Linked DNA regions of Homo sapiens: region 2 is linked to region 1. The links are chromatin loops, found by intact Hi-C in ENCODE. Cell type or tissue: PC-9. All regions are shown on one strand.

The links. Peaks named below come from ENCODE experiments on the same cell type or tissue, not always from the same donor. Only the 100,000 strongest peaks of a DNase experiment are listed, where the experiment ranks them.
Region 2: a loop joins it to region 1, with 32 times the contacts of the local background. A loop is called at or near these places in 6 of 110 quality-filtered maps.

What each region holds. Positions count from the first base shown.
Region 1 is chr11:75,895,923-75,898,422 of GRCh38, reverse strand. The region is part of intron 5 of UVRAG (UV radiation resistance associated); the gene reads right to left. Among named protein-coding and RNA genes, the nearest start is that of UVRAG, 82 kb to the right of the region's middle. In PC-9, CTCF peaks have their summits at 1,190 and 1,393 (motif pointing left); a DNase peak (open chromatin) is centred at 1,382.
Region 2 is chr11:76,512,282-76,514,781 of GRCh38, reverse strand. It overlaps EMSY (EMSY transcriptional repressor, BRCA2 interacting), which reads right to left. Exons shown (of 22, transcript NM_001300942.2): 11 at 1,247-1,396. Among named protein-coding and RNA genes, the nearest start is that of EMSY, 69 kb to the right of the region's middle. In PC-9, CTCF peaks have their summits at 1,250 and 1,449; no DNase peak of the experiment used is centred here; H3K27ac peaks cover 416 bases.

The DNA.
Region 1 (2,500 bases):
ACAATTCAAAAAACTACAATAAACTCAAGAGCTACTAACAGAGGTATGTCAAAAGGGCTTCAGGAGCAAAGAGAAAGGGGCAATTCATTGTACAGAAATGATTAAGTCACGGAATGAAAGGAAGTCACTTTGCCCCTCTGTGACTCAATTTCTTTTAAGCAAATAATGATAAATTGGCCCTACCTTCCTCTAAGGTTGTTATAAGGCTGGAATAAATGAATTACAGACAAAACTCTAAAGATTAAAGAGCTATGGGCCAGGCGCAGTGGCTCACGCCTGTAATCCCAGCACTTTGGGAGGCCGAGGCGGGTGGATCACGAGGTCAGGAGTTCAAGACCAGCCTGGACAAGATGCTGAAACCCCATCTCTACTAAAAACACAAAAAAATTAGCCGGGCGTGGTGGCAGGCCCCTGTAATCCCAGCCACTCGGGAGGCTGAGAGAGAGAATTGCTTGAACCCAGGAGGCGGAGCTTGCAGTGAGCCGAGATCGCGCCACTGCACTCCAGCCTGGGTGACAGAACGAGACTTGTCCAAAAAAAAAAAAAAAAAATTAAAGAGCTATGAAGGTAAGTATATAGATATATAGAGATAAATAAATTATAGCAGCTGGTAGCTCATGCCTGTAATCCCAGCACTTTGGGAAGCCGAGGTGGGCAGATCACTTGAGGTCAGGAGTTCGAGACCAGCCTGGACAACATGGTGAAACCCCATCTCTACTAAAAATACAAAAATTAGCTGGGTGTGGTGGCGGATGCCTATAATCCCAGCTACTCGGGAGGCTGAAGCAGGTAACCGATTGAACCTGGGAGGCAGAGGTTGCAGTGAGCCGAGATCATGCCACTGCACTCCAGCCTGGGTGACAGAATGAGATGCCATCTCAAAAATAATAATAATAAATAAAATAAATTATAGCTATGTCTAAGTTATCATCTGTAGCATAGAGCTAACTTGCCATGTCAAGTTCAATAAATCATGAGCCCCCTGAACGTCAGTTTTTCCATCTACAAAATAAGAGTGTTGGGCTAGATAACTAATATTCCCTGCGGTGTTATCCAGCTAATTAGGATTTTCTTACTTTTGAGATGAGGAACCTAAAACTGAGAGAAGTTAAGTGATTTGCTAAGCAACACAGTACCAGAACAAATTGAAAAATATAAAATAAGGAGTTTTCATTTGTTCAGGCTTTCAAAACAGATCCTGAAACTTTTTATACCTAAATCTTCAATCTCAGCCTATGTACTCGAGACGATCAAGTTATATGGTTATTTTTGTGAAATTCATCACCAAATTGCTATTTCAATATCTTGGGTTTCTTTCATCCACAAAGATTTGCTCCTTTTGACTTGGATTCTATGCCTGCTCTAATTTTTTCCATTAAAGTGAGAAAGTATTGCCATCTACTGGACTCTAAAGATATTACCGCTGTAGCTTCTAGTCAGAAAAATGAAATTCTTACTTGTATCTCTATGTATCTATATACTTACCTTCACAGCTCTTTAATCTTTAGAGATTTGTCTATAAGTAATTTCACTCCAGCCTTATAACAACTGGTCTAATGCTTTTGCACCTTATCAATAGCACAAAAGTTGGAGTAATTATGCCAATATGAGTTACATAAAAATAAATACCAAAAGTTGAGGCTGGAGGTAACCCAGGGTGGAACAAATATCATCTACTCAAGATTTTTATTCTCAATGATTGCTGTGATAGCCCTAAACACAGCAAGCATTCACCTTCATTCACTAACAAAGTTTTACTGAGAGCCTACTACATACCAGGCACTGTGCTAGAGATATAGTGTTAATACAATGGTAAGCATTAGAGATGTAATTCCTCTTATCATAGGATTTAGAGCCTAGTGAGTAGAAGTTTCCATTTACTGGAGTAATAGTTGTCAGGAGTGCCTATAATTAAACTTATATCAATCTGACTCCAATATCCATATTCCTAACGACTAGGACTGTGCATTCATAAAAAGCAGCTGTCAGCAGTCCCACAAAAGACGAGTGGTCACCAAAATGAAATAAAGGCAAAGATAATCTTACCTGTATACATTAAAGGCAAAATCCTGAATAGGGATCTGAAAGATTTCCAGCTTACTGACTCAACAGCTTTTTATTTATCATCCTCCCCTAATCACCATCATAGCGGTTAAACCCACCTAGAAAACCCCTGTAGAAATCTCTAAAGGTCACCCAGCCTTATTCACCAACCTCCACACCAACTTCAAGGTATAACAAAGCTCCTCTTTGCTTCCCAATAGTCACCAAACATTAAAACCTCTTCCTGAAGTGCTCTTCAAATTATTTAAGGTTCTGCTATAACTTACCTGCATTATCTGCAAGATGCAAACAAATGACACCAAAAACAATTTTTCAAACTAAACTCATTTGTAAACTGCATGTCTTCTGGAATATATACTGTCTTATCTCCTCAACAAAGAAAATAAATTTTGAATCCATGTCTTATACTTTTGTATCCCACAGTACCTAGTTTAAT
Region 2 (2,500 bases), 620 kb before region 1:
GGTGATGCCAGGGACTTCAGAAAGTGGGGAAATGAAGCATTATTGTTGAATGAACACAGAGTTTCAGTTTCGGAAGATGAAAACGTTTTGGAGATAGATGGTGTTGATGGTTATACAACAATGTGAATGTACTTAAGGCCAATGAACTATATATTTGAAAATGGTAAATTTCATGTTATATATATTTTACTGCAATTTAAAAAACAAAAGAAAGCACAGGTTTTGGAGTCAAACTGGTTCAATCCCCAGTTCTGCCTCTTTTTGGCTACATGACCTTGGGGAAGTTGCTGAAAATGGAGATAATAAAGCCTAAAGGATATGAAGTGCAATGTCTGTAATGACCTTTACACACTGGCCAATAAATGACAGCTTATAAGCTTGAGACAGGTATCATTTTACACTATTTAAATTCTGTCATCTAAATACTAGCCATCCTCAAAAAGTTTGGTTAAAGAGTCATACATTTAAAATAACGGTAATGGCTAATTATAATATTAATAGTGACAACTATTGAGCACTATGCCGGGGACTTTCTACATACCTGATTTCATTTAGTACTTATAATAACGTTATGGCATAGGTATTATTATCCCATTTAAATAAACAAGGAAAAAAACAAAAACAAATAAACAAAGAAAAACATTTAGAGAGATTAAGTAATCTGCTCAAGGTCACATTTTAGATAGTGTTACTATCCAAAATGTTCAACACTGTCACTTCCTCCAGCATATGCTGGTTGCTTGCCTATCAGGGCACAATACCATTCTGTGCTTCCCTCAGTCTCAGTAACGCTTACTAAACTGTAATGTAACATATACTCTTCTCAACTTCATCAGAGTGAAATCCTTGTGGGTTGGGACTGTTTTAATTCATTCAGCAAATCCTGACTGAGCACCTACTTACAGACTAGCTCTATATATGTGGTAAATAAAAAGGATATGGTCCCTTACGCTCACAGAGCTTATGGTCCAATAAAAGGAACAATATCAAACAAATCAATATACAACTAGATACCTAAGAAATTATGGGAAGTGCTATAAAGGAAAAGAACAAAGGATCATTAGAAAGAATAACAAAAGAAAGTTAACGTCAGGGCAGTCAGTAGGGGTGTGAGAATCAAGAAAGGCCTCTTTGAAAAACTGTCCCATTAATCTCTATATCCCAAGTGTCAAGCATATTGCTGGTACAGAGAAACTGTTTGATGAATGTATGATGAATAAATGAACTGATGCTCAAGAGAACTTACCAGTAGGAGTGGTTACCAGTTTAGTTGTCATAATTGCACCATTACTGCTAACCACCATAATAGGGGAATTGCTACTGGTGGGTAGAGTTGCTGTCACTGGTTTGGGTAAGATTTTACTTGGTTGAACCTGTTGTGTGATGATTTTAACACCTTTGAAAGAAGAAAGATAAATCTCAGCACAAATTATTTTTAAATACATGTCCCTTATACCAACCCAAGAGGGCAGTAGTCACACACATTTACTCAGTCTTGTCTAAAGAGAAGTTTTTTTTAATACTGATGAAACTCTAAACTTTTATTCCTCAAATTCCTATCTTTCTTAGTTTATTTCTCATTTCAGAAATGCAACTAAAACATTGCATTAACAAACTTCATAAAGAAAAACAAATCTTTTGTCTATGATTGTGTTATACAAGAGCTTTCAAACCAAATTATCCACTGGACTTGACTTTACAGGCAAATAATCCTTTCCATACAAATACTTAGGATGAAAGGACTAGCATAAGAGGTCAGAAACAAAAGGTAATGTGCTTTTATGTATCCCCAACTTCGCCAAAATATTCACACAACTCCTTAAACTTACATAAAAGCTGTTGAAAATTATAAAGACAAAGAACATTTTTTGTTTGAATTTTTTAACTGCCTTCTTTTAAAATAATTTTTAATAGCTCACTTTGTCAAATACAGGATACAAAAAAAGATACATTATTATTCTACCTACACAAAAAAATGTGTGTGGACAAGAACTTGAAGGTGATAGGCAAAAATAAAACTAAAGTGCTAGGGTGGTGATTTATGGTTTTTTTTTTTTTTACATTTTCTAAATTTTTCTTTATAATGCCATAATTGTTACATTGACTTTCCAAATGTAAACATTCTTTTAACCCTTTTCCCATTTAGAAAAAAAAAAAGTGTAGCTTGCTGCCTGCATTCATTTAATTTTATATAAACATGCTCTTTGAGGCTGAAACAAATCTGAGTGATTTTCAATGTGAAAATAAAATATAAAAACTGTTTTTGAGAACTATGTTAACATCACACATAGGAATGCTAGCTTCTAGGATTTGACATTTTCAGCAATTGAGAATTACTATATTTTGTAAACGGAAATACCACTACTAAAAACAGAATGCTATAAATAGAATAATGTCTTTTGTTTCCAAAGTCAATATACTAGAGCAATGCAAAAATAATAATCAAAGCAAGATATTTCCTGGCAAAGTTATCTTGGGGTAAATGCTACAGCTGCAAGCA